2 separate regions of the Homo sapiens genome follow, and region 1 is linked to region 2. Evidence: read pairs that join two places in POLR2A ChIA-PET (ENCODE). Cell type or tissue: PC-9. All regions are shown on one strand. Links, peaks and the distances in the headings refer to the core of each region. The heading gives the core; the rest is flanking DNA. Region 1 overlaps SETD5 (SET domain containing 5). Region 2 holds the start of CAMK1 (calcium/calmodulin dependent protein kinase I).

What was found. ChIA-PET counts read pairs that join two places held together with the same protein. Peaks named below come from ENCODE experiments on the same cell type or tissue, not always from the same donor. Only the 100,000 strongest peaks of a DNase experiment are listed, where the experiment ranks them.
Region 1: POLR2A ChIA-PET joins it to region 2 with 12 read pairs; 4 of 35 experiments call an interaction of 5 or more read pairs at or near these places.

Annotation. Positions count from the first base shown.
Region 1 is chr3:9,410,567-9,425,739 of GRCh38, reverse strand. SETD5 (SET domain containing 5) reads right to left here. Exons shown (of 23, transcript NM_001080517.3): 2 at 1,214-1,273. Among named protein-coding and RNA genes, the nearest start is that of SETD5, 21 kb to the right of the region's middle. In PC-9, for the core only: no CTCF peak of the experiment used is centred there; no DNase peak of the experiment used is centred there; H3K27ac peaks cover 1,153 bases.
Region 2 is chr3:9,765,810-9,780,982 of GRCh38, reverse strand. It overlaps CAMK1 (calcium/calmodulin dependent protein kinase I), which reads left to right and starts at 11,036. Exons shown (of 12, transcript NM_003656.5): 1 at 11,036-11,151; 2 at 13,202-13,316; 3 at 15,093-15,173. The coding sequence starts at 13,234. It overlaps TADA3 (transcriptional adaptor 3), which reads left to right. Exons shown (of 9, transcript NM_006354.5): 9 at 434-1,016. The coding sequence ends at 626. It also overlaps a transcript of OGG1 not described here. RefSeq lists an enhancer at 2,544-2,838 and a silencer at 11,086-11,265. In PC-9, for the core only: no CTCF peak of the experiment used is centred there; no DNase peak of the experiment used is centred there.

The sequences.
Region 1 (15,173 bases), core at 5,241-7,740, 360 kb after region 2:
GCTGGGCATGTTGGCATATGCCTGTGATCCCAGCTACTTGGGAGGCTGAGGCACGAGAATCGTTTGAATCTGGGAAGCAGAGACTGCAGTGAGCTGAGACAGGGCCACTGCACTCCAGCCTGAGCAAAAGTGAAACTCTTTCTCCAAAAAAAAAAAAAAAAAAAGTACAGTTTCTAGATAAAAGACAAGTTATAAACCCAAGATGATAGTTGATATTTTTCCTAGAGCAATTTTTAAAAGATATACTAAAAGGAAAAGATGGAAAAGTTACTTCAGATAACATCTTAATGAGTGAATAAATGATTGCTACATTCACTAATGAAACACCAACCCAGCTATTTTGGATAGTTGATGAATCCTTAAGAAACATTAAGTCAGCCCGGTGCAGTGGCTCACGCTTGTAATTCCAACACTTTGGGAGGCTGAGGTGGGCGGATCACCTGAGGTCAGGAGTTTAAGACCAGCCTGGCTAACACGGTGAAACCCTGTCTCTACTAAAAATACAAAAAAATTAGCCGGGCACGATGGCGGACGCCTGTAATCCCAGCTACTTGGGAGGCTGAGGCAAGAGAATCGCTTGAACCCGGGAGCCGGAGGTTGCAGTGAGTCAAGACTGTACCATTGCACTTCAACATGGACAACAAGAATGATACTCTGTCTCAAAAAAAAAAAAAAAAAAAAAAAGAAACATTGTCGGTAACTATAAATTTCTATTTCATAAAAATTATTCCATTTTCCTTGTGTCTAGTTTAACATGACTGTTTCATTCTTCTGATGAAAGCAACCATAATAGGTTAGCTTGACCATCTCATTCTAACTAATGCTTTAATAATGATGAGGCTTCTTAATTCAAATTCTGTTAATAATCCCAAATTTCTCAAATATTACCCTAAGAATAGTTCCTTCCCTAAGTAACTCTGTAAAATGTAGCTATTAAAATGTTAACCGAGGAACATTTAACAGATCATCTAAATGCAGTATTTTCTTATTATAATTTGTTTGTTTTTTCCTACCAGAATATAAACTCTATGAGAACAGGGATTTTTATCCACTGCTGTAGTTTCAATGGCCAAAACAATAACTGACACGTAGAGAAGTTCCAGAAATATCTGCTAAGTAAATTATAATCACAATTTACTACAACATGATTCCAGCAGTCATTAAAATGCAAAAAATAAAACAGAAATTAAAAGGATTTACTTGGGTCAGTCACCTTTATATAGACTTCTGAATATGAAGTCCCCCCAAATTATCTGCTAGTAGTTCTGAAGACCTAGAAAAAGTTGAGACAAAAATTAGTACAGAAAGAAATAACATTGATGAACACACAGAATGGAATTCTACAGCTATATTATGTTTCTGTATACTGTCTTGTTTATCATCCTACATCTATACTATCTCGTTTACCACCCTACGTCCATCCGGCACTGAATTTTTTGCCCTTTAATTTTTTATTTTTCCATAAAGCCAGAAACGAGATGGTAGAGAAGGAAATTATTTGACTTAAATGGTAAATACTTATGTCACTGGCTAATTTTTCCTCTTCCTTCAAATTAGAATTATCTCATTTTCCAAGGGATCCCTTCTTTTTCTCTCTCCTAAAAGGTGCTTCCCTTCTTCACTGAACACTTCTCAAATTCAGAGTTCTTTCTTTAACCCGATGTCCGACAACTGTCCAGCCAGACAAGGGGCCATCATCACCCATTAAATTACAAGTCCATATTTATTACTCCTTTCTTTCCCTTCATTCCACACCATCTAGTTTCTTGTCCTACTATAAAAAAGAGTGATAAAAAGGAGTCAGTTCTATTTGCGGTCAAATGGAAACATGCTTAAAAAATGGCGCTTAAATTAATTTTCTACCTTCCAAAAAGGAAGGGAAAATGATCAGTATCCTTTAAGTCTCTGGTGTTTTTTCCTAAAAGTCAAATTTAACGCTAGCCAGAGTTATTAACACCTTAAAGATTAACATATCATAAACATGAAAAGAGCTATTCATAGGATTCCAGTTACCAAGCATTAGAACGCATGCATTTCATTTATGTTGATGTTTTATGATTTCTAATTTTAAAAAACTGGAAAATAAACTATTTTTTAGAAACGATTTAAAATAGTACACCCAGAATTAGAGAAATAAAAGTATCAAAGTAACAGTAAAAGGAAGGAAGAAATAAAGTAAATCAAGGAAGAAGCAATAGCAAATAAGAAAGAAAAAAAGGAAAGGAGGAAAACAGCGAAATAGATGTGAGTGTACAGTAGGGGGTAAATGAATGCATCACAGTTTCAATTTATTATTAATTTAACTATTTCCAGAACAATCCATCAGAATCCACAGGAACACTAGTAAGTTCTTGGATTCAGAAACAGACACAGCCTGTATCTTCCAGTAGTACCGAGTACTCTCTTTAGGAGGTGCCATTTACATACAGTTTCTAGGGAAAAGGATGTTAAATAGAACATGCCAGAAATGTTTCTTAATTACCCCATCTTTTTAATTGGTTTCAGAAATGGCCAACAGTCTCTGTATCATCATTCTGACAGTCTCTTCTCTATATGACTTGCTGAAAGCACAAGACCTGTATGATCTCCCTGGTCACTCACAGAGAAGACAAACAAAAAGTGTTTTATGAACAATTCCAACAGATTTCAGAAGAAGAAATTGCATCAGACAGGTGAGGCGGAAGCAGCTGGCAGACAAAAGTCCAATAAACAACCAATCCAACGAAAGAAATTCAGAACAAGTCTGCTTCAGTAATCCTGTGAAGAGGACTGGCAGGAAGAGGAGTGCCGCTTCAGAAAGAGAACAGGCCTCATATGCTTCAGACAGTCTTTGTATTGAGGCTGTGGACCTTGGCCATTCTCCCAGAAATGATGCAATCCTGATGAACAAGATCTGCTGCCAGAGAAACAATTGTTAACAGCCTATGCAGACAGCAACTCAGCCAAGGAGCAATCTCTGATCAACTCTCTCCATAAACCAACAGAACGCCAAAATCTCTCTTCCTCAATTTCAGTGTCTGACAAAACATAAAGTGAACACAGTATATATTAAGATACATAAGAACAAGCCATTTTCTCAAAGGGTCCTTTTTCTTTTAATTCCTTAGGCTGTACAATATCCATTATTAAATTTCAGATAAAATACTGAACATTTTTTACTTTTATAAATACAATTATCCAAGCACATCAATAGTAATAACATAAATATGAAAATTTATACTTATTTTCCTCATTCTCATAAGAAAACCTTTTTGGGAGGCAGTGGCTTCCCTAAGCATAAAAACTGCTCTGAAATCTATCATCCAGCTATAACATTTCAAGTAAACACAAATATACATACACTCTAATTCAGAGACAGAAAGTATATTTCATAGATATTTTTGAAAGTAGATAAAAGTCAATGTTAAATATTGGCATCTATCAGAGAAAAGAGAAAATCTAATCTTGCTTAGGCTGACATATAAGGTATGCTGATAACAACCACTTTTTTGCAGGGCAACAATATTACTTCAGATCTTACTAAAGGATCAGATTATTTTCATCTTATTAGCCACGATTTACTAATTTAGAATCTAACTTAAAAATATCCTCAATTTAATAATCTTCCCTAGAATCCTCATCTCCTAGGCCTGGTTTCTTTTTCAGAAGTTTTGGTATCAGGTTTTTCACACAGTATTATAAAATTATAAAAAGTTATTTTTTTCTCACTAAATAAAAGATCCTGTATAAAGCACTTCTCTAAACTTCAACTAGCCAAAAGTCATGACTAACCAAATTTCTTCCTTTTGAAAGCAATAACCCTTAAACTGGGATTCATGAAAAAACACAAATATCTAAGATATATCCTGAAATAAATCTATTCAGCCCAATCTATTACTTCTATATACTACTAAATAACGAAAATGAACAGATATACAGAATAGCTCTGAAGCACTAAAAAAATCTTTAATAGGTCAATAAATGAATAAATTTAACTCAGGAAGAGAAAACACTTTTTGGGAATATTTCAAAAGGGTTAAAGTAGCTAATAAGTTTTTAAAAATCCAATTTCTGAACTTGATTATTCAAAATTTTGTTGTTACATATAGGCTGAATTTCTTCTTAAATACATCTATAGTTCTTCGATTTATCTTTTGAATGACTTTACCTTGTATGAGAATGAATGTGGCAGCTGCATTATATACTTATCTTCATCTCCATCTCAAAGTCAAATATCTCAAGTAAAATCACCGTAGCTGTACCATGACAAACAGCCTTTTACCTTAGGAGAAGAAAAGTATGCTAGGAAAAAGCACTCTTAGAGGCCAGGTGCGGTGGCTTGCACCTGTAATCCTAGCACTTTGGGAGGCTGAGGCAGGAGGATTGCTTGAGCCCAGGAGTTTAAGACCAGCCTGGGCAACATAGTGAGACCCATCTCCTAAAAAAATAAAAAAAGAAAAGAAAAAAAAGGCACTATATTAGGAGTTAGGAGACTTGAGTTCTAGCCTACAACATAATTAGTGACCTCAGAAAAATCACTTTACATAGATGAACCCTAAATTCCTCAAAGTAAAATCTTCATTGTGTTGTCTTCCTGCTCCAAATTTCTATGAATCCTGGCACTGCTGCCAACTAGCTCAGGCAATTCATAGAATGTCTCAAAGTCTCAGTTTTCTCATCTGTACAATAAAAAAAAAAAAAATACCTGTTGTGCTGACTCATAGGAGCACATGGAACAGCATTTGTAGCAAGTAAGAGCTTAAATAACTTTCTGGTCCCTTTAAGTATATGTGAAGAAAGAGGAGCTGCTGCTAATAACCTGAATATGGCTAAACACTGTTTTTACTCTTCTCCAAAAGCATATATTTCAAGTTTGCTACAGCAGATAATGTGGAAAGAAAAAATGTGAGAAACATGAAAAAAAAAAATGAGAGAGAAGTGTTAAGCATAAGAAGAAACAAATATGAGTTACTGGAAAACAAAGAGATGAACTCTAAAAGAGCACTTGGAGATACAGTGAAAAGTTCATGTATTTGGAACAGTAAAATTAGGCTTATAATCTGAAGCAAGTTAATGCAAGCAAAGAATTTTAGGGGTTCGGGACTGAAAGGAAAAAAGAAAAGAGAGAAACACTGATTGGGGTAAGCACTGAGAGACAGGAAACATCATGATTTAGTAATTTAAAGCAAAAATAAAAATTTCCTTTTCTCCCATCTCTTCTACAATACCAGTTTATTCCTTGATTCCTTTGCCTAAATTTATACTCCCTCTAGGAGCTACTGAGCTCGGCACAATAAACCGATGTCTATAAGAAATCTAAGTTTACTAGAATAAAAGGCCATTAAAAGACAACTGAAAAAAAATCCTAGTCTATATTAAGAATTTCCTTCTCCGTAAAAAACTTCATAATTAGTGCGTATTATAGAGACCAAGTCATACTTAGTAGTATGTGGAGCAGAAGAGGGGAGTGGCAGTAGGATAAGACTACATATCATAAATAACAGAATTATTATTATTATTATCTAAATATTGTGATCATAAATTATTTTAACACTGAAGAAAAATATTTTATTTACAACCCATTTAACAATGATAAAAAGGTATTTACTGCTCAACTAACCAACAATACACAGACTCTTTGTAACCTTAACAACAATCAGGAAGATTTTAGACTTCTAAGTACCAAATAAAGATGATGCCCTCAAATAATTTAGACTGACTAAACCTCTTTAAAGAGTTATACTCTCAACACTTTCTGAAGGTTCTGTTCTACTGTGTTCTGAGGCTCAGAACATGTGTTAGAGACCAATGTACCAAAGTAGAGTAGGAAAAGAACTTCTCATATCTCTACACGTGCCTCCTCTCTGTGAATTCAGATCTTCTTCATTTTCAAACCCCAAAATGGGAGCCACTTTTACTTACTATAGATGAAGTGGGTTGTGCACATTTATGAGCCATTAATATCTGTATTTTTACTTTCATTAATTTAAGCAAAATTTCTCCAACCGATGAACAAACAGAAATGAAGAAATAGAGCTACAAAAAGATTAACTTGTATGAAGTTCACTACACACCTACAGTAGTAAAGTTCAGAGGAAAGAAAATTAAGATGTTAATATATAGCTTGTTTATTATAGTAATTACTACTTACCTTAGATAGCAACATCTGAGTTATAACTAATTGTTTTTATTTTTATTTTTGAGACAGGGTCTGTCACTCAGGTTGGAGTGCTTTGGTGCAATCACAGCTCACCGCAACCTCAACCTCCTGGGCTCAAGCGATCCTCTCACCTTAGCCTCCCAAGTAGCTGGGACCACAGACGCATACTGCCATGCCCAGCCTTGTTTTTATTAAGTACCAATTGGTGCTATGTAAGACAATTAGGTCCAGATAAAATTCCTGGCTGTCTTGGGATTTATATTATGTAGATTTGCTACTTTTTTCATTCATTCATTCAACAAACATGAAGTAACTACTATTAATATACATATATTACTATGTTAAGTGCTATTTTAAGAGGTTTATTTTATCCAAAGTAGAAAAGGGTAGGCAACTTGCAAACTGTTCAGGTTTGCCTATGTGCCAAGTACTGCATTTATACAACCATGAAGGGGGAGAAAAATCCTGTAAGTGGGCCGGGTGTGGTGGCTCATGCCTGCAATCCCAGCACTTTGGGAGGCCAAGGCGGGTGGATCACCTGAGGTCAGGAGTTTGAGACCAGCCTGGCCAAGATGATGAAACCCCGTCTCTACTAAAAATACAAAAATCAGCCAGGCATAGTGGTGGACACCTGTAATCCCAGCTACTTGGGAGGCTGAGGCAGGAGAATCGCTTGAATCCAGGAGGTGGAGGTTGCAGTGAGCCAAGATTACACCACTGCGCTCTAGAAACCCTAAAATGAAAGTTATCTGCAAATTCCCAATGTTTATGTATGTGATTCACATTTTTTTTTTTTTGAGACGGAGTTTCGCTCTTGTTGCTCAGGCTGGAGTGCAATGGCAGGATCTCAGCTCACTGCAACCTCCACCTCCCGGGTTCAAGCAATTCTCTTGTCTCAGCCTCCTGAGTAGCTGGGATTATAGGTGCCCACCACCACACCCAGCTGATTATTGTATTTTTAGTAGAGACGGGGTTTCACCATGTTGGCCAGGGTGGTCTTGAACTCCTGGGCTCAGGTGATCTGCCTGCTTCAGCCTATGTGATTCACTTTTAAGACTACTACTGACTGGATGTCCTGTAAAGTTCTTACACACTAAATATTAGATCTTAGTTGCATTTCTACAAATTTGGGCTAGGAGCTTCAAAATAAACCCTAGCTGAAGCAATATTCAGAACCAAAGTACTTTCTTATAGTTGTCCTTTGACATAACCTTTAATTCTTTTAATAGACCGCACTAAGCTCTAAATTTCTTCTTTCTGTAATGAAAAAAACTTATGCTAGCCATCTGTAATCTAGCTGGCATCTGTAGAGGTCTGACTGCAAATGCAAATAAACTAGAAGATTTGAGTGCTTCGTTTCAAACAAATTATCAAAACTCTGTTCTAGCACTTTGGGAAGCCGAGGCGGGAGGATCACAAGGTCAGGAGATCGAGACCATCGTGGCTAACACGGTGAAACTCCGTCTCTACTAAAAATACAAAAAAAAAAAAAATTAGCCGGGAGCGGTGGCAGGCGCCTGTAGTCCCAGCTATTCGGGAGGCTGAGGCAGGAGAATGGCGTGAACCCGGGAGGCGGAGCCTGCAGTGAGCCGAGATCGCGCCACTGCACTCCAGCCTGTGCGACAGAGCAAGACTCCGTCTCAAAAAAAAAAAAAAAACAAAACTCTTGTTCTAGCAGTTCTGCCTCAGAAGTTTAAAATATGATGCTTCATTTTTAATCACCTTTGGAAAGAAACCTAGACACTGTAAGAGACTTATTTTAGAATATGTGGGGAAAAAAATAAAGAATAAAATAATTAAAAAAAAAAAAAGACTTGGCCAGGCGCAGTGGATCCCGCCTATAATCCCAGCACTTTGGGAGGCCGAGGCGGGCGGATCACGAGGTCAGGAGATCGAGACCATCCTGGCTAACATGGTGAAACCCCGTCTCTACTAAAAATACGAAAAATTAGCTGGGCATGGTGGTGGGCGCCTGTAGTCTCAGCTACTTGGGAGGCTGAGGCAGGAGAATGGCGTGAACCCGGGAGGCGGAGCTCGCAGTGAGTGGAGATCACGCCACTGCACTCCAGCCTGGGCGATAGAGCGAGACTCCGTCTCGGGGGGAAAAAAAAAAAAAAGACTTATCTATACTGATTTACTAAAAGACAGGAGACAAAATATGGACTTCACTTTCATCATAGGAACAAAATCACTTGGTATACTCCATTATGACACCCACATGGTCCAAATCCATGCCCTGGCCAAATGAGGGAAAAAACCCTCTTTTTTGTTGTGCTGGCACTAGCACCTGACTGAAGAGCTATTCTCCTTTGAAATTTTTGGAGACTTTTAGCAAACCACATCAGTCGCCTCCCTATGATTTCAAGGTAGCATTATATAATAGCAGTGAACTGGTCTCACTACCTCTGGGGTGTGAACCCTCCAATCTACTCTATATTCTTCCATGATGTTATCCCTTCTAGAGCATAACTTTGGTTACTATCATTGCATTATCTGAAATCTACAAATAATGGTTTCCTTAATGCTTATTGGGCTAGTCCAAACTCCTGTGCCTGAATGGAACAAGAACATTTTTGTTAATTAGCTACTAACCTGTTTCCTTCTCCTTCAAAACTTTGTTTACACTATTCATGCTTTTATTTTTTATCTTAAAAAAAAAAAACTTTATGGTGAAAAACTTCAAATAAATATAAAACCAGAGAAAACCCAATGTTCCCTACCCAGCTTTAATCAACAATCAATTCATGGCCAATCTTATTTTATCTATAACCTCTCTTCCTTCCAGGATTAGTCTACAGCAAAATCCCCAAAATACCAGTTGTGTCTATGACATCTGGTGGGTGGAGCTATCCCTTGTTTATCCTTATAATGGGTATAAGGATACATAAGAGGGGCATGTTTATCATAATGATAGGTCATGGTGATAAGAAATCAAAGGTCATAATTCTTTAGCAAAAGTTCCAATGAACAAGAAGCTTATGCAATTCAACAATTGCTAGATTTGCTGAGTAATGCTTAGGTTTTACAATTATACACTTGTGGTTATTAAAAAAAGTCTTAATCATTGAAATATTTTAAGAAAAAAATCACTGTAAACTATTTTTATGACACGAGTTTGTTGATAAATTTCTTGCATTCTTGGGAGCAAGAGCTAACTGCAAGTACATACATGACCCACAGCTGCGACACAGCATTCCTATATTTGCTATATGCCAATATACAAAAATGAATGACACAGGAGAAACACCCCAAAGCAGGCAGACAGTGAGTGTGATATTCCATAAATCTGTGTACTAAAGATAAGGACTGATTATATCACAAAAGTGACGGCTCACATTTGAGGTAGATGGCCAGCTGTTCTTATTTTTAGTGAGCAATCTCTTAGAGTACTTGGAGTCTTAGAGTGCTGACAGAAGACTGAGGGCAAAAAGGCTCACCCACTCTGAGGCACACCTTCCAATGGAAAAATGAGTCAATAATAACACTGAGTGTCACAAACCAAAAATATTTTGGATGCACGTGGAAGATTCCTATTTGAACCACAAAAAAATTACAAAGAAAGTAGCCAGGCATGGTGGTGCACACCTATAGTCCCAGCTACTCAGGAGGCTGAGGTGGGAGGATGGCTTGAGCTCGGTGGGTGGCTTGCAGTGAACTGAGATTGCGCTGCTGCACTCCAGCCTGGGCAACAGAACCAGAGCCTGTCTTTAAAAAAAAAAAAAAGTTCAACAGCAATGGGGCTGGGCAGGGTGGCTCACACCTGTATCCTAGCGCTTTGGGAGGCTGACTTAGGAGAATCACTTGAGGCCAGGAGTTTTGAGGCCACCCTGGGCAACACAATAAGACAGCCAGGAGTGGTGGTGCATACCTGTAGTCCAAGCTATTTAAGAGGCTGAGGTGGGAGGATCCCGATCCCTTGAGCCTAATTAAGAGTTGAGACTGCAGTGAGCTATGACTGTGCCACTGCACTCCAGCCTGGGTGACAAGGAGATCCTGTCTCTAAAATTAAAAAAATAATAATAATAAAATAACAGCAATGGAAGACAACGACCAACTCAAACAAACACTAATATATGTCTAGTAGGTTACTGAGCAAAATAAAATCTTTGAAATGGTAAGCACATTTGTCTTCCTAGAAGCCCATGGGGCCAAATGTCTTTGGATCAGCTAGCTAGTGGCTTGTTATGAGATCCAGGACCTTCAACAGTTCCTGTCATCTAAAGCATTAAAAATATTTAACTTATATATTACAAAAACTTTCTCTGGAAATCTTAATATGAAAAATGATTTTAAAGCCTTGACACATATGCTCATCTTTGATCCAGTTTCAATGAACATTTCAACTGTATTTGGGCCAAAATGCTCATGTCATTAATTAACTTATAATAAATTAGTCCCAGGAAACTGATAAAATAGTACTTTTTAGTTAGGAATACAACTGGTATAAACTGCTTTCTTATACAAAATATAATTAAAACCATATACCATATTTAAACTTTCCCATTTATGTTACTGTCTCTTTTAATCATCTGTTAGTTTTCCTGTCATATCAGAGTTTGACCCCAAACAAAGTCCAGAATTCTAGCACTAAACAGAGTGAAGCAAAACACAGACTATCTCAGATTTCCATAAATTTGCTATTTTCCTTTTCATTAAAATGTCTATTTATAAACTTATTTTTTCCTGAGTAAAATAGTTCCAAATCCTGAACATTACTGTTTTTGAATACTGTATTTCCTTTTCCAATACTCAGTAACCAATAACAAAAAAATTAAAAAAAAAAAATCCATGCTCCAGATTTTTAACAAATCCATTGAAGACCTCCATTAATAACTTAAAAGCAGTGGTTCTCAATCTTTTGGAGAAAAACACTTGTTTTTTCTTCTAAGTTTAAAAATTTTCCATCTGTTGATGAGGAGAATACAGTAAAAAAATACACTACGGAGAACTAGTAATTCTTCTGCACAATATCCTTCCATTTTATGTCCTTAAGGACCATTACCTATTTAGCCAAGACAGGACTAAACAATGTATATCCTGGTAAATACATGGAATGATACTACTAGGTGGGAAAAAGGGAAACCAAGATCCCTGCTCTAGAAAGGCCCTTTCACCTGTTGTGCCAAGCAGCAAACTATCATTAAGTTGCCTTGTAGAAGCAATGATAGCCTCATACTCATCCCCGAATTCTTAACAACAACAACACACACACACACTCCCCAAAAAACACACACGACCAATGGCTCTTCAATGAATTAAGAATTTCTTAAGAATTTACTGAGATTCAAGACTGCTTTTCACATTTTGAATTCCAACTCTTCCTACATCTGAATATGAAAGTAAAAAGGAAATCTAGTAGGAATCCATTTGTTCTAGTACCAATATTCAAAAACATCCTAGGCATAACTACTTTGTGACTGTTTTTCTAGAATATTTCAGACTTAATACTTAGCTATTATTTGAGCACATATACTCATTCCTCAGAAAACTGCAGAGACAAAATTTGACGTAAAACTTCTAGGTCTTGGCCAGGAGCCGTGGCTCACACCTGTAATTCCAGCACTTTGGGAGGCCAAGGTGGCAGATCACGAGGTCAAGAGTTGGAAACCATCCTGGCCAAAATGGTGAAACCCCATCTCTACTAAAAATACAAAAATTAGCTGGGCGTGGTGGCGCGCGCCTGCAGTCCCAGCTACTTGGGAGGCTGAGGTAGGAAAATTGCTTGAACCCGGGAGGCAGAGGTTGCAGTGAGAAGAGATCACACCATTGCACTCCAGCCTGGGTGACAGAGCCAGACTCCGTCTCAAAAACAAAACAAAACAAAACAAAAACAAACAAAAAATGAAACTTCTAGGTCTCTGCTGTATACTCTTTGCTGGAAGAGGCCAATTAACTTAAAAAAATAAATAAATAATACACACACACACACACACACACACACACACACACACCCCGCCTCCCCCCACCCGAAGAAGCTAGAATTTACAAATTACTCCCATAAGGGATAACATCTGAAAAACATTCATCCTCTTCCTTCATCCGTGTTCCAGATCCAGAAGGCCCATGGCAATTCTAGGCAAAGAATCCTAGAGAAAAAAGATCAAAACTACAGATGGGCAGCAATAAAGTCAGGGGGAGAGAGAAGGGCAGATTTTATCAGTAGAGGTGGAAGTCTCCTTAAATATGGTCTGATATTTATAAGATACCTTTTCAGAAATTCAACCATATCATAAAATGTTACCTATTGCACACTGAACACACTATTACATTAATTAATCCATTTGCTTCCTCAATCTTCTCTTCAGGAATGCTCTCCAGAATCTGTATAGACTTCTTTATAATATTAAAATTTCCCTCTTAGTATAAACTCATTATATATGTAGGCTACTCTATTTTTTCTGTTGATTGGAAATAGCAGGCGATGATCAGGAGAGGAAATGGGCTCAGAGGGCAAGCAGTATCAACAGGGAAAGACTGAAACATCTGATTATGTTCACTAGTCTACTTTACCAGGATCCATGATAGCCAAGTCTATGAATACTTTTATTTTAAAATTTAAAACTTTCTATTATGGGCTGGGCATGGTGGTTCATGCCTGTAATCCCAAAGCTCTGGGAGGCTGAGGCATGAGAATCTCTTGAGGCCAGGAGTTCAAGGCCAGCTGGGCAACATAGCAAGACCTTGTTTCAAATAAAGTATGAAAGTAAAATGGTATAAAGAAGTCCATTTATTCATTATCTAGTATCGACAATGACCAACTAATAAGTTGATTGTTTCATCTATTATCTCCTCTCTATCTAAAGCAAACCCCAGATAACATTTCATTTCATCCATAAATATTTCAGCATGTATCTCCAAAAGATAAAGACTTGTTTAAAAAACAAAATGTGGGCTGGGCCTGATGGCTTATGCCTGTAAACCCAGAGCTTTGGGAGGCTGAGGTATGAGACCACTTGAGGCCAGGAGTTCAATCAAGACCAGCCTGGGCAACACAGTGAGACCCCCACCTGTACAAGATATTTTTTAAAAAATTAGCTGGGTGTGGTAGCACATACCTGTAGTCCTAGCTACACTGGAGGTTGAGGTGGGAGGACTGCTTGAGCCCAGTGGTTCAAGGTTACAATGAACAATGATTGTGCTACTGCACTCTAGCCTGGGCGACAGAGTAGGACCTTGTCTCTTTAAAAAAAAAAAAAAAAAAAAAAAAAAAAAACCCAAAACTGTGCACTGTAGTTTGCTCCTTATTTTTTTGGTGGTGGGGGAAAAGGGAAGATAACTTTAGTGTACCATTTTGTCCTTTCCTAGAATGCCCATATCTAAAATACTATCTTCTAATAGGAATTCCTTATAGCACTCTACAACCTCACTCCAACCCCAGAGTATTAAAAAGAAAAACAAAAAACAACAACAAAAAAATCAAACCTGAACTAATGAACAATCTGGTGTTATATAACTTACTTTGAGGGCATGTAAAGACAAATGTATCTCAAAATTCTAGTGTTAAACAAACAAAAAAACCACCTGTGACTCTGGTCAGCATACACAATACCCTAAAGCCACAACAAATAATACAATTTCAGGATCCAGTGTTTGTAAAGGACCCTGGATCCTGAAAAGGAGACTTACTTCCTTAAAACTTTCTTTATTAAATTTTTAAATGTGATTATATTTATATAGTAAGCACTGGTATACTTGTGAAGTCAGAGGCCTCAAATTTTAACTAGATACCAATTATTCCTTTGTTAACAGTTGGTTCTTTTCATATAACCAATGAAGTATTGAAAATCAGGTGTTATTTACAGCATATGAACATTACTAATTCTAAGTAAAGTTCAGACAGAGTTTAGAGAACTGATCAAATACTCGTAACAATAACCACTTCCAAAATAAAGGCAGCATTTACTGGATGCTTATGTTGCACCAGCCACTGTTCCTTTAACCACTTTTCATGCATTAACTCAAATAATGCTCATAATGTTTAGGAGAAAAGTATTATTCCTATTAGACCAAAGAATTAAACTCATCTTGGCCAAAGCCAAAGCAAGAAAACCACAGCTAGAATCCTCACATTCTTAATCACTATTTCTTCACCTTTGGTATATCTTGATTTAGTATTTTTAAAGACTATATTAGTCATTAGAAAGTGACGTATTGCTGAAATGTGATAACTTTAAGATACTGTAATTAGGAAGGATAAAACATTTAACAGGTACAAGACTTTTAAAGTTTTAATATTTTATTTAAAACACATAAAATCAAATAACTTGGATTTTAAATGACAAAGTTAAAAAATATATGACATCCTTTCTAAATAACATACATTTCAGGTCTAAGGGCAAACCATTCAAGAAATGTTAACTGATGAGCTCTCTACACTTCAAGTAGCACCAGTGTCCCAAGTGTACCTGAAATTCCCAGAGACAAACATGGTCTGGCATTTCAAGAGAGAGAATTTTGGCCAGGTGCGGTGGCTCACCTGAAGTTAGGAGTTCAAGACCAGCCTGAACAACAAGGTGAAACCCTGTCTCTACTAAAAATATAAAAATTAGCTGGGCGTGGTGGCAGGCACCTGTAGTCCCAGCTACTTGGGAGGCTGAGACAGGAGAATTGCTTCAACCTGGGACGCCTAGGTTGCAGTGAGCTGAGATCATGCCACTGCACTCCAGCCTGCGAAACAGAGCGAGACTCCATCTCAAAAAAAAGAAAAAAAAGAAAAAAAAAAAGAGAATTTTTACTGGAGAAAGTTTCTTATCTCAAACTGCTTGTATTAAGCCAAGAAATTCTGGTTCCAAAAAAGAAAGAACAGAAATTTCCACATTCCTCTTCTACAGTGTAAAAATATTAGTTAGTGAAAAATCTAGAAGGAAATAGTTTTAGTAAATGAACTAACCTAAATGCTTCTTCTGCTAAAAGGGGAAGTATCGACAAAACATCACTCTGAAAATTCATGATGACTCTGTTGAGTCTAACATACAGGGACAGGGAGAGAACCAGCTGGAAGACACTAGGATAGAAGCTCAATTTTTCTGATTAT
Region 2 (15,173 bases), core at 4,981-7,480:
AAATTTTTTGTAGAGACAGTCTCACTATGTTGCTCAGACTGGTCTCGAACTCCTGGGCTCAAGTGATCCTTCTGCCTTGGGCTCCCAAAGTGCTGGGACTGCAGATGTGAACCCCCATGTGCAGCCAAGACTTTATTCTTCTAGAGCAGTTTTAAGTTCACAACAAAATTGAGAGAAAGGTACAGAGAATTCCCGTATCTCCCTGTCCCCACATGTGCACAGCCTCCCCCGTGATCAACATGAGTTAATATTTTTCAGGAGCTTAAGATAGTGCCATGTAAGTGTAGGTCAGTAACTGCTTTTTGGTCACGACTGTATGACACAATCCACAGGCATGCCAGCCTGGGCTGGTGGGTAGGCTCGGTCTTGAAGAGGGAGGGGTTGTTCTCTGGAGGTGGGCTGACCCTGGCACCTGGCTGGCTGGTCCCCACAGGCTGGCAAAGGAGGAGGTGAGCCGGCAGGAGCTGAGGCAGCGGGTGCGCATGGCTGACAACGAGGTCATGGACGCCTTTCGCAAGATCATGGCTGCCCGGCAGAAGAAGCGGACTCCCACCAAGAAAGAAAAGGACCAGGCCTGGAAGACTCTGAAGGAGCGTGAGAGCATCCTGAAGCTGCTGGATGGGTAGCCCTCACCCCTGCCTCAGGCTGATTATCTGGCCTAGGGGAGGGGAAGGGAGGCCCACTTCCTTCTTTGGGCACAGGAAACATTGGCCTGTGGCTGTCCCTCAAATGGCGGCAGTCTCTAGAGGGCCGTGGCCCTTCCCCTGAGGTCTTTTGGCCTAGCTCTGTACAACCAGGACACAGGAAGCCCTGCTGGGCTAGCCTGAGGCCTAGTCTCTGCTTGGTCCCCGAGATGGGGTTGGAGGGGACTTCGTTTCTGGGTCTTCCTCTTCCCCTCTTTACCATCCCCCACTCCCTAATCCCCTACCCCTGTCTCCCCTTCAAGGACTTCTCCCTTGTGGTTTTGTAAAGTGCAAACTTAAGAATAAAGTGACTGCTGTGGTTTTTCAAAAAAAGCATCCAGTCTTTGAATGTCTGTTACAGTGGGGAGGAAGGAACCAGTGTGGGTGGTAAGGTTTGTGGGGGGTATGCTTGGTGGCTCTCAGCCCATGGCCACTAACCCATGGCATTCAGTCAGGGAGAACTTTCTGAGTACCTCTTTCTGAGGATACTTGTGGCTGCACGTAACAATGCCCCCCCAGCTCAAAGTGGATTCACAGTAAGGAAATGTGTTGGCTGCAGGATGGGCAGTCCTGGGACAGAGTGGCCTTCACGGTTAGCCAATCTAGCAATTCTTCAGGGTCATCAAGGGTCCAGGTTTCTTTTTTTTTTAATTTAAGTTCTAGGGTACATGTGTACAACGTGCAGGTTTGTTACATATGTATACATGTGCCATGTTGGTGTGCTGCACCCATTAACTCGTCATTTACATTAGGTATATCTCCTAATGCTTTCCCTCCCCCCTCCCCCAAGGGTCCAGGTTTCTTAGGGGTCACCACACTGCCCTCCACAGTGTCGACCTCTGCCTAAGGTGAGTCCTTCTCTGGCTGTAGTGTGGCAGTGGAGCAGTTGGGGCCAGATGCTTCCTCATTTACATCCAGCACAGGAGGGAGCCGGAGCCAGCGGGCTTCCATGGCCCATCTACAGAAGCAAGAAGCCTTTTCCCAGATACCATCATGTTTCAGTGGCCCAAACTCAGTCTCACATGCCCATTCCTCAGTCACTGTGGCAAAGGAGACTGTAATGGCTTTATGCCAGTCAGAGTGGAGTTTGCTACTCCATCAAGGTGGTGGAGAGAGAGTAAAACCCAACAAGATCTGAGTAGGAAACAGGGAAGTGAGTGCTAGATAGACCACCGACAACGTCTCTTCCACAGCTGGGGCAGGAAGCTTGGCCTAAGGGACACAGATGAATAAATATGCTCTGGTACCTGCCTCAAGTTGTTCCCAGACTGGTCTGAGAGAATCAGGGAATAATTTGCAATTTACTGTGGGAAGGTTGAGGTCCACGCAGGAGAGAAGGGAGGGTAAGATTCCCTAAGGAAGTGACCTATGAACTGAGCCATAAAGAAGGAGGGCGAACATGGCCAACATTCTCGTATACCCAGCACCTCTCTGTTGGAGAAATGTTCCTTCCCCATCACACATGGTTCTTGTCCAACTGCCAAACTAGGGTGCACACATGACCCCAGCTTGGCCAGTCAAGTGCCAATCCCTCTAGCCACAATGATTAGTCCCAGAAGCAGGCATGTAACCCAAGCTGGGTCACTCGAGGCCCTCCATAAGATTGCTCTGTGGATGCTGAGAGGAGAGTTCCACTTCTTGTTGGACCATAAGCCATAGACTATAAACTCAGTCTACCCCAGTGACCTGCTCTCCTCCCATGGGGAAAAACCTGCTTGAGAATAAAGCCAGCTCAGAAAAGCAGAGCCAGGAGATGGAGAAGTGCTGCATCCAGCTATTCTTGAAGCCACCGGATCCTCCCTTAGACTTCCCACATATATCAGCCCACAAAGGCTTCTTTTGGCTTAAACTAGTTTGCTTTAGAGTTTTGTGATTTGTAACTAAAAAAGGCCTATTACAAGTGAATTTTGGCAAAAAGAAAGATGAAGTAGGATCCTGAGAGAGAGGACAGCATGAGGCCCTGCCTCCCACTAGGTGCTGGGCCAAGCTGCTGCAATTTCTCAGTGACTCATTGTCCCCAGGTTGCTCACAGCCTTCTCAGAGAGAAAAGACACCCACACATGCAATGATGAGAAACCAACTCTAATCATAATGATAATGCAATGAAGGGCTCAGTAAATGTTAGTATGCACCAGGCATTGTTCTGAACTCATTCAACTACCTAATATTATGGGGTAGGTATCAGCTACCCCATAATAACATCCCATTTACAGATGAGGAAACTGAGGCTTAGGAGGTTACATACCTTGCTTTGTCAAGCAATTGAGTGGTTGAGCCAACATTCAAACTCAGGCCATTTGGCTTACAGAGAGAGCCTCTTCATTACAACTCACTGGGGCCCCACTCCCATTACAGTGTATGTGAATGGTACTCCCTATACTTGGGCAGTGCCCAACCTGTGCAGCCATATATGGCAGCTCTGCTTGAAGACCCCCCTCCTCTTAACCACTCACTTCCATGTTCACTGGGCCACACCATAAGTATGGTGGGCGTTGTTGGTAGAGAGTTCCAAGAACAGAGACAGTTTTGTGGAGGAGGTGGGATGAGAGCTGACATCCCAAAATTGGATGGAATTGTGAAAGAAGGAAGACAGATATAAATAGAAAGAAGAACCCTAGAAGACCGACTGGGCCTGGTTCACCAGAGAAGAAACTTAACTTTCAAGGATCAGTCATGAGCACTCTAGCTGTTCTCTGTTGCATACCTACTATCTGCCTGGCACTGTGCCAGGCCCTTTACCCACCCCTCCTATCTGATGCTTACCATGCACCTCCAAGGAGAGTAATATTCCAGCCTGCAGATGACACAGAGACTCAAAGAGATGCTGTGCCTTGCTGAGGCCATGCAGCCTTGATGCAGGAATAGTTGCTGCCCCCAGGTAGCACCATCCCTGGCAGAGTTCTTACAATCATATCAGTGTCTGCTGGAGCCAAAAGATGCCTCCTTTATGAGTGTGGAGGAAGCTGGGTTGTCATGAGGAGGGCGGATTAGTTCCAGTACCTCAAGTCTCCAAATTTAATTCAAAACAATTCTGATTCCTTATCACTAGTTTGGAGGCAAAGCCTTTTGTGTCTTGGCCCTAGAAAGCATCTGTCTTGCACATCATGGTCTCCCCAGAGTTCCAAATGCCTTACAGCTGACTTTCAGCAACACCAGGGTGAGTGAGAACGGGGAGGGTGAGCTCTGACCCACAGTGGGTCCCCAGCCCCTGTCTGCTCCTGAGTACTCTGGGCACCAAGTGCTCTGGGTCCCAGTTGGCTCCTGCTGAAAAGAAAGTGATGGCAGGAGCTTTGTGGAAATGTGGTCGGGGAGTAAATTTATTTCTTGGCCTGGGGCTCAGGACTCAATGGAAAGAACCAAGTCCAGTGGACTGTAACTCACTCGTTTAGGTATCAATAAACTCCCCATTTCTTCTCTTCACCTACCTAATTACCCTATTCACTTATTCACTCCATCCACACACCTCCACTTCTTCATTATACTTTTGTTCCCTCATTCAGTGACCCTGTCACCATGGCTGAGAGCTATGGAGGTGACTAAGGCTCCAGAAATGGGGACACACTAGACAGACAATCAAAACACTAGGCCGCAAGAGCAATAAGAAGACTGCAGGCCGGGCACGGTGGCTCACGCCTGTAATCCCAGCACTTTGGGAGGCCGAGGCGGGCGGATCACGAGGTCAGGAGATCGAGACTATCCTGGCTAACATGGTGAAACCCCTTCGCTACTAAAAATACAACAAATTAGCCGGGCGTGGTGGCGGGCACCTGTAGTCCCAGCTACTCAGGAGGCTGAGGCAGGAGCATGGCGTGAACCCGGGAGGCGGAGCTTGCAGTGAGCCGAGATCGCGCCACTGCACTCCAGCCTGGGTAACAGAGCGAGACTTCATCTCAAAAAAAAAAAAAAAAAAAGAAAAGAAAAAAGAAAAAAGAAGACTGTGCAAAGTTGGCAGGGACCTGGGGCAGAGAAAGACTTAACAACAGCTTAGAGGGTCAGGAAAGGCTTCAGGGAGGATGTGGAAAGAAAATTGCTGGGCAGAAGATAACATTCCAGACAAAAGGAGCAAGGCACAGAGGTGTGAACAGCTGGCCTGCTTAGAGAGAAGTAAGAACTGCAGTGTGACTGGAGCCCTGGGTGTGTGGAGGGGAAAGGAAAGGATAAGAGATGAAGCTAGAAAGTAGGTTGAAGACCAGGCTGGGCAAGGGTTTGAATGGCAGATTAAGGAGCATGGACTTTATTCTCTAGACAATGGTGCTCCAAGTGTGGTCCCTGGACTGCCAGCAACAGCATCACTTAGGAAATTGATAAAAATGCAAATTCTCAGGCCACAGACCTACTGAATCAACAGCTCTGGGTGTATAGTCAGGCGCCGTGGCTCACACCTGTAATCCCAGCACTTTGGGAGGCCAAGGAAGGCGGATCATCTGAGGTCAGGAGTTCAAGACCAGCCTGGCCAATATGGTGAAACCCTGTCTCTACTAAAAATACAAAACGTAGCCAGGCATGGTGGCACGCACCTGTAATCCCAGCTACTTGGGAGGCTGAGGCAGGAGAATTGCTTGAACCTGGAAGGTGGAGGTTACAGTGAGCAGAGATCACACCACTGCACTCAAGCCTGGGCGACAGAGTGAGACTGTCTCAAAAAAAAAAAAAAACCTCTGGGTATGGGGCATAGCCTTACATTATATATAACATGCCTTCTAGGTGATTCCTGGTGCATATTAAAGTTTGAGAATCACATTCTGAAGTAACAGGGAGCCACTGGTGGTTTGTGAGCAGAAAGCACTCTCAGAGCAGCATAGAGGCTGGACTAATGAGAGGGAGTGAGGGTGAAGTTGGTGCAAAGAAATACAAGTGAGATGTGGAATGTGGCAGACTGGTAGATGTCCTCCAAAATCTGTTTCAGTAATATCTCATGTGGAAACTGGAATCATACATTGAAAATACTCTCCATACATTTGATAGCAAATGGAAATTAAGTTTCACATGGTGATTTCTTATCAAAACCTTTAATCAAAAGCTCAGGGCATATTGTTTTTTGTTTTTTTGGGGTTTTTTTTTGAGACAGGGTCTTGCTCTGTTGCCCAGGCTGGAGTGCAGTGGCATAATCTAAATCACTGCAACCTCAGCCTCCCAGGTTCAAGTGATTCTCCTGCCTCAACCTCCCGAGTAGCTGGGGTTACAGGCGTGTGCCACCACGCCCAGCTAATTTTTGTATTTTTAGTAGAGACAGGGTCTCACCATGTTGGTGAGAACTCCTGGGCTCAAGTGATCCTCCTGCCTCGGCCTCCCAAAGTGCTGGGATTATAGGCATGAGCCCAGCCAAAAAAAAAAAAAAAATTACTCAAACATCTTGGAGCATATAGCCTTGTCCTAATTTAGGATTACTTCTCTGAAATTGATTGCCAGAAGAGGAGTCCCTGAATCAAAAGGCCTCGACATTATTTAAGCCTTTGATGCATATTGCCAAATTGCTTTCCAAAGGATCTTTAGCAAATCATTTTCCCACCAGAATGTAGGACTACTCATTCCTCACATCAACATCAGCCTTCAGTGTTACCAGCTTTTTAAACTTCAAATTTGAAAGGCTGCAAATGACCTTCTATTTTGTACTTTTTTGTATCACTAGTGAGATACAAAATGTCCTGTGTTTACTGTGTTTTATCTGTATCCTTTGACCATTTATTAGGTTCTTACTGTTTGTTATCAATCCTGTGTGCTGTTTATATAATAAATATATTAAGCCATTGTCTACAAAACATTTCCCCAGTCTGAAGTTTGCCTTTCATTTTTGGCTACCATTTCGGAGTAGAGTAGGGTTTTCACTTTTTGAAAAAAAGTTAAAAAAAAGTAACAAAAGTTAAAGTTTTGTTTTTTTTTTTTTTTTTTTTGAGACAGAGTCTGGCTCTGTCATTCTGGCTGGAGTGCAATGGTGCAATCTCAGCTCAATGCAGTCTCCGCCTACCAGGTTCAAGTGATTCTCCTGCATCAGCCTCCCGAGTAGCTGGGACTACAGGCATGCGCCACCACACCTGGCTAATTTTTGTATTTTTAGTAGAGATGGGGTTTCACTATGTTGCCCAGGCTGGTCTTGAACTCCTGACCTCAGGTGATCCTTCTGCCTTGGCCTCCCAAAGTGCTGGGATTCAGGAGTGAGTCACCACGCCCAGCCAAAGAATTTTAAAAAATAAACCTGTCCATCTTTTCCTTGTTATTTCTTCCATTTTCTCTAATCTTAGTTAACTACTCACTCTTTCAATAGCTTCTTTTCTGTCAGGTTCAAGAATTCATGGAGGCCAGCCATACTGGCTCACGCCTATAATCCCGGCACTCTGGGAGACCCAAGCAGGAGGATCACTTGATTCCAGAGTTCCAGAGAAGTCTGGGCAACAGAGGGAGTAGAGACCCGATATCTACAAAAAATAAAAAACTAAAAAAAATTAGCCAGGTATGGTGGTACACACCTGCAGCCCCAGCTACTCCGGAGGCTGAGGTGGGATGATCACTCCAGCCTGGGAAGTCAAGGCTGCAGTGAGCCATGATGGCGCCGCTGCACCACAGCCTGGGTGACAGAGTGAGGCCCTGTCTCAAAAAAATAATAAATAAATAAATAAATAAAAGAATTGATGGAGATGTCTGCACTGTTTAGCCATTCAAAAAAAAAAAAAAGAAGAAAAGATCATCCCCCTTTTCCCTGAGAACATTTGACTTTCCTTGACTCACCTTTTTTTAAATTATTATTCATTTATTTATTTTTGAGACGGAGTCTCGCTCTGTCGCCCAGGCTGGAGTGCAGTGGCGCGTGGTCTCTGCTCACTGCAAGCTCTGCCTCCCGGGTCCACGCCATTCTCCTGCCTCAGCCTCCTGATTAGCTGGGACTACAGGCGCCCGCCACCACGCCTGGCTAATTTTTTGTATCTTTAGTAGAAATACAAAAGATAACAGGGTTTCACCATGTTAGCCAGGATGGTCTCGATCTCCTGACCTCATGATCCACCCGCCTCAGCCTCCCAAGGTGCTGGAATTATAGGCGTTAGCCACCGCACCCAGCCACTTTTTTTTTTTTTTTTTGAGATGTAGTCTTGCCGTGTCACCCAGGCTGGAGTACAATGGTGCAATCTCAGCTCACTGCAACTTCCATCTCCTGGGTTCAAGCAATTCTCCTGCCTCAGCGTCCCAAGTGGCTGGGGATACAGGTGCATGCCACCACACCCAGCTAATTTTTGTATTTTTAGTAGAGACAGGGTTTCACCACGTTGGCCAGGCTGGTCTTAAACTCCTGACCTCAGATGATCTGCCCACCTTGGCCTCCCCACGCCTGGCCCTTCACTCACTTTTTGATTAGTACTTTGAAATGTGCTCATCGGGACTGGGGGCTGCAGAAGGATGTATATGTATACGCATCCAAAAAATCTGGAAGAATTGTACTAAAAATGTGAACACTGGTTGTCTCTGGTTGGTGGGGGCCCGGCTGAGAGTGTTGTGTTATTCTTGCCTCCCTCGCACCCCTAATTCCTTTGGACAAGATACCTCTTCCATTCCTTATGGCTGCCCATTACAGTACACTTGCTCAATATAGCACCCTAATTCTCCTGGCAACAGTTTTGGAGGCCAAGGGGTGAACATGTCACTCTATCACTCAAGCAGAGCCAGAGTCCTTCCCTGAGAATGAGATAGGAAATTGGGAGGATGCTTTCCTTCCACTGTGTTTAATTGGAAAGCTGGGGCTGCCTCACTCCATGTTTCCTGCCAACTAGAAGTTCACTCTGGAGAGAAAAAGAGGCCAACGTGTGAAGAAAAATCAAGACAAGGAGAGAGGAGGGAAGACAGAGAAAGCAAATCCTATGAGTACTACATCTCCAGTTCCAGTCTCCAAGCCCCTAATCTCTGGTGTTTTTCCTGCAATCTTGTGCCAGCTATTGTGAACTATAGATTCCTCTTGGATGAAGCTGGTTTAGGTTGGCATTCTGTCACTTGGGAAGCGAAAGAATCTCATCAGTTAGTCTGTGTGTGTTTTCAATACATTATGGAATTTTCCTGCAATGACCATGTATCACTTGTTCAATAGAAATACTAAGAAAGTAAAGATAATGTGTTTGTTAAAGAAAAGAAAACACGAGGCCTCTCAGAAATGCTCAAAAGCAGGAAAAATGTAAAGCACACCATAGAAGCTGTACAAGTCAGCTGGGCGCGGTAGCTCATGCCTGTAATTCCAGCACTTTGGGAGGCTGAGGCAGGTGGATCACCTGAGGTCAGGAGTTCGAGACCAGCCTGACCAACATGGTGAAACCCCCATCTCTACTAAAAATACAAAAATTAGTTGGGCGTGTTGGTTCACGCCTGTAGTCCCAGATACTTGGGAGGCTGAGGCAGGAGAATTGCTTGAACCCAGGAGGCGGAGGTTGCAGTGAGGCGAGATGGCACCATTGCACTCCAGCCTGGGCAACAGAGGGAGACTGTCTCAAAAAAAAAAAAAAAAAAAAAAAAAAGAAGTTGTACAAGTCCTCGAAAGGACAGAGGTCATCTTATCACCCAGGGGGTGTTGTCATCAAGATGAACAGGAATTTGTGGTAAAAGAACCCCTAGCTCAGTGGGTGTGCTTGGTGGGTATAGGGGAGAGTGGGGGCTCAGCCCTGAGCAGGAAATGTATTTTTCCATGAACTAAGGAGTCTGAGATACTGAGATTTGGAAGATGGATCCCTTAACCCCTCATCCCTGGCCAAATCAAGTCCTCTCTCTGAGTCTCAGTTTACACTGAGTCTAGCTCTCATGTTTTGAATAGTGTTCTAGGCACTTCATATCATTATATCATAGAATTCTCAGAACTCTGAGTCAATCTTCAATATTCCCATGTTCCCGAGTAAGAAACTGAGGTTCGGAGAGGTAAAGCATGACCAGGATCAGTTAGACTCCAAAGCCTTTCCAGGAACCTCAGCTATCTTCCTCTCTCATCTGTAAGATGGGCATAATAAATTGGCCAGGTGCAGTGGCTCATGCCTGTAATTCCAGAACCTTGGGAAGCTGATTGGGGAGGATTGCTTGAGCCCAGGAGTTTGAGACCAGCCTGGGCAATATAGTGAGATCCCCATCTCTACAAAAAATAAAAAAGCCAGGTGTGGTGGCACGCACCTGTAGTCCCATCTACATGGGAGGCTGAGGTAGGAAGATGACTTGAGCCCAGGAGTTTGAGGCTGCAGTGGGCCGTGATCATGCCATTGCACTCCAGCCTGGGTGACAGAGCAAGACCCTGTCTTAAAAAAAAAAGAAAAAGAAAAAAAGAAGAAGAGAAAGAAAGAAAAAAGAAAGAAAGAAAGAGAAAAAGGAAATGAGCTGGGCATAAGCACTGTTCTCTCCCCATCACCAGCTGGAACATGCAAGAATTCAGGAGTAGGGAGTGGCACTTGGAGGCCCTTGGAGGTGGAGTGGGGTCCCAAGCAACGTGCCTCCTCCGGCTGCCCCCAGTTCAGCCCCATCCCCAATTCCTGCGAGTTGCTCCCCCCGCCCCCTCTTTCCACTCGGCACCAAATTTCTTCCCAAGGAAGGCCTTGAGCAAACCGACCTTTGGCCTCTTGCCTGCCGTCCTAGTTGCAGGCTCTCTCCCCTAACCTGGACCCCAGCCATCAAACTCTGGAGCCCCGCCAGTCACGTGACACCTCGGTCCTTTTTGGCCTGTTTCCTTCAGGATCCCGATTTAACTTCCTCCTCCCCAATTCCCTCTGCCCCCAATACCTCTAGGCACCACCACCCGCTCTGAGGAGCAAGTGTCTGGGGCTGAAGCCTCAGCTCCATCTTGCAGAGGAACCGGGGCCTCAGTCTTCCCACCTGTCAAGTGGGGCCCACACCCTGCGACCACCTCCACTCTCTTCATTGCCTAGTCTTGCCCGGTCCTTCCCCACTCCCTCACTCCCCCATCCCCCACCAGACTCCCGTGCAGTTCCAGGGCCTGTTTCCCTTCAGGGCACGGAGAAGGGAGACAGAGCCCTAAGGGAGGTCGCAGAACTGGTCTGAAAGAAAATCCACCAGGCCACAGGGTGAGTTTGGCCGGCCTCTAGCTTCAGACAGACGGGGTTCGAATCCTGCTTTGCTTCCGACCACCCGCTGATTTGAAAATCATCTCTCCGGGCCTCAGTTGTCCCCTCTGTGAAATGGACCCCGCTTAAGACCAAGGGCGGGAAGCGTCCAGCAGGAGATCTCTGACCAGAAGCAGGGAGATGGCCTCCACCCGTGCCCCTTCCCCAGCCTTGGAGCGGTGCCTCGCCTCCCAATCCCGGGTCCCTCCGCCGCAGGCTCCACCTCCACTGACATCAGAGCCGCAGGCGGGCGGAGAGAGCCGCCGAGCCGAGCCGAGCCCCAGCTCCAGCAAGAGCGCGGGCGGGTGGCCCAGGCACGCAGCGGTGAGGACCGCGGCCACAGCTCGGCGCCAACCACCGCGGGCCTCCCAGCCAGCCCCGCGGCGGGGCAGCCGCAGGTACAGCCGGGCCCCCCATCCCTGCACCCCTGGGCGCTGCGTGGGGGCGGTGGGAGCCCCTAGCCTCTGGGTATCCTTTCCCAAGGAGTGGCCACTGGGCACTCTCCCGGGCGGGCTGGACCCTGAGGGGCAGGGCTGGGCCTTTCTCCACCTCTGTCCCAGGCCCAGCAGGTGCCAGGCGGGCCTATGGGACACTGAGTGGGTAATAGAGAAGGGGGCCTGTGTGAGCGCCTTCAGCTGGGCCTGACTGGAAGGGCGTGGGCATTTGGAGGTATCCATGGGGTGGGGGGGCTTGCGGAGTGTACTGTCTTAGGACAGGCGTGTGGGTCAGACATGGGTGGAGGATCTGGGAATCTGTGTGTTTTTTGTTCCAGAGGGGTGTCCACGTGTTTTGTGTGCTGGTATTTGGCTCTCAGGGTCTTAAGTCAGAGTTAGGAGGGGGTGTACAATTGTGTACTGAGGATGTTTGGAGTTAGGTGTGTAAGGACTTGGGGTTTGGTTTGGAATACAGGAGCTTCCAGGGGATGGGGTAGAGGAGCTGGAGGGTGTAGGGTACGTCTGGTATATGAGGGTGTGTGTGTGTGTGTCTGGGTGTCATCTTGTGTGGGTGCGGGTGGATGTGTGTTTTGGGGTGTAAGAGGGAGCTGGGTGAGGGATGTTTGGATGGACAGGCAGGTGTTCGGGTGCAGGGCTGTCTGGGGCACTGTGTGGTGTGGACATGTGTGCTGATGTCTGGGAGTACATGTATGATCAGGTGTCACGGGATGTGGATACAAGGCGTACTGGATCTGGGAGGCAGGTGTTTGAGTTCAGGGCTGTGGAGGGGGCTTGGTGTGGCATGTCTGCTACAGGGATGTGTGTGGATCTGTGAGGGTTGTATTTGGTAGGCCTCCATGTGGGTTTCAGACTCTGCCTCTAGAGCTTACACTCGAGTCTCCTTTCCTAGAAGATTCTGCCCCTGGATGGGTGGGCAGGGTCCCCTGGGAAAAAGGTCCTGTTCCAGGAGTGGAATCTCACACCAGAGGCCCTAGTCAGGGCACCTTCTCCTCATTCTCCCTTAGAGAAAAAGAGAGAAGGAAAGTGCTCTCCCTGAGGTCACAAAGCATGCTGGGCTCTGTTTTGGCCTCATCTGTGGATGGGTTGGGAGGCTGTGTTCTCTGAATGGGGCCCATTCTGGCTTCATATTGGAAGTACCAGCCAAGGCCATTCGATGGCCTTTGCCCTCAGCAAGCTTAGCTGGGGGCCCCAGGCCAGGTGTCATTAGGGCCTCTGGAGCCAGCCTCTACCTAACTCCAACCTCAGTCTCCCCATTCTTCATCTGATAAATGGGAGAGAACTCCCACCCTCTCCTGCTGGATGAGACAGACCTCAGCAGAGGAAGGGCCAGGCTGGATAGGGTTAGATGGGGCCAGGAAGGGACAGAGTGAGCAGGACCATTTCTCATGCTCCCGGGACCCAGATGGGGAGTCAGGAGGGAGAGGTCTGGGGAGCTCCAGCTGTGGCTGTTGTTGCTGTGGTAACAGTGCAGAAAGAGCTATTTAAAAATGTGGCTGAGATGTTGCTGGAAGCCCAGGCTGCTGGAAACCTGATTTCGGAGAGGCCGGGGAGTCGGGGGAAGGAGGAGGGAAAGGAGACACCCCAGCAATCCCCAGGGTGGGGCGGGGACATCACTGGTTCTGGGGACAGGGGGATCCTCCAGGCTTCTACCAGCTGCTCTGGGGGTTTATCTGTTGTACTGCCAGAAGTCAGGGTTTCCCTAGGTGCTTGGATTTGGATAGGGGGAAAACTGGGAAGAGAACTAGAATAAATGAATGAATGAATGCATGACTTTGTTAAATAAAGAATTTTGCTGCCACTGTGAAAGGTTTTTCTCTAGGCATGAGAATTTGCTGAATGTTGAATAAACAAATGAATGTTTGTTGAATGATTTTGTCAAATGGATGAATCAAGGATGAATAAATGCAGGTTGAATGACTGAATGGGGCCTGCAGTAAATTCCCAGACAGAGGGCTGGGCTCTGCTGAGTCTCCTCCTTCCATTCTCCTTACAGGAGCCCTGGCTGTGGTCGGGGGGCAGTGGGCCATGCTGGGGGCAGTGGAAGGCCCCAGGTGGAAGCAGGCGGAGGACATTAGAGACATCTACGACTTCCGAGATGTTCTGGGCACGTGAGTCCAGGGCAGGATTGGGTGCTGGATGGCTGAGGGAGGCTGAGTCCAGGGTGGGGCTTCCTCTGGTCAATTAATGCTTCCTGTTTCCCACAGCCCAGGCCCTGTGGCAGCACTATCTAGGGCCTAAACTGTCCCCAGCTTTTCACTTCTGGATGACAGTGGGTGGGACACGGGCTGCTCTCCCAATAGCCCTGGGTTCTTGAAGAGAAAGAAGTCGAGAGAATGAAGGTGCCAGTCAGTCCATTTAACTTGCTGCCAAGAGCTAAGTGTTCTAGCCTAGGTTTGGGAACTGAGGCTGGAGATGGCTCTGTTCTTGGTGCTGGGAATGCAGAAATAACTCAAACCTGGTCTCTGCCCTTCAAGTTGATCCCAGACATGTGCAAGAGACAGACCTACAGAAAATGACAACAGGGTGTGTGCTGTGCTCCAATTAAGGTTGGGATTGAGGGCTTTGTGGAGCCCAGAGAGAGCTGTGCCTTCTGCCTGGGGGAAAACTTCCTGGAGAATGGGGCATTAGAGCTGGGGACTGAAGGATGGGTAGGTGTGCACTTGTCAGAGAGGAAGAAGGACATTCCAGGCAGAAGGAATAGCATAAACAAAGGCTTAGAGGCATGGTTCTATGTGGAGAGAGGTAGAGTGTGATGGAGCTTAAAATCACAGGCTGGGGGGAGAGTGGAAAAAGGGGCTGGAGATGAAAGTGGGACAGTTTGTGTAGGGTTTTGGAAGCCAGGCCAGGGAGGCTGGATATTGTCCCATAGGCCACCGGGAGACACTTAAGACTTTTTGGCAGGTGTGCAATTCAGGATAGTCACTCTGGCCACAGCTTGGAGGGTAAATTGGAGAGGGACAAGACTGGAAACCAGTGATGAGGTTACTACAGTAACTAATTATCCCTGAGGATTGAAATTTCACCACGAGAGATGCTTTTCTTTGACTTATGACTTCTTATTCTCCCAGAGAAAGCAAACAGATGTGGAAAGAATACCCTAGCAAATCCTCTTTAATCAGTTAACTTTAGTTAAATGAGTTTATTTGTTCCTTTTTAAGAACCTGTTCTAAAACACTGCTTCTTAAAGTTCAATGAGCATACAAATCACCTGAGGATTTTGTTAAACTGCAGATTGATTTAGTAAATCTGGGGCAGGGCCTAAAGTTTTGCATTTCTTTTTTTTTTCTTTTTTTTGACCCAGGATCCAAAGCAGTAGAGATTTTGCATTTCTAAAAAAGTTCCCGGGTGATGCTGATGGTTCTTTAAGGTTCTAAAGGGTGTTAAATTAGCCATGACTCGAATTAGCAGAAAAAGGGATGAACCAACTGTACACATAATCCAAAAGCCCAGGGGTAGACCTCAGGCATGGCTGGATCCAGAGGGCCACATAATGTTATCAGGAAATATATTTGGCCATTTCTCAGGTTGGACTTCCTTTGTGTTAATTTCATTCCCAAGCAGGCTCTCCCCAGGTGGTGGCAAAGATGATCGCCATTAGCTCCAGGCTTACATCCTACCAGCTCAACAGGAGACTCATTCTCAAAGTGCTAGTAAGCTGGCTTGCATCACATGACCAATTACTGTGGCCAGGGGAGAGACTACTTTGACTGGCCAGGCCTGGGTCATGTGACCATCTCTGGAGCCAGGGGATGGATGAGTGACTAGGGGAGGGTCATCCACGTCCTTGGTCCAGCAGTGGTCACAGAACCCATAGGGAATGGAGGAGAGGCTGGAGGGAAGCTGGGGTTCCAGTTCTTCACCTTGTGAATCCCCTCTCCCGATAGGGGGGCCTTCTCGGAGGTGATCCTGGCAGAAGATAAGAGGACGCAGAAGCTGGTGGCCATCAAATGCATTGCCAAGGAGGC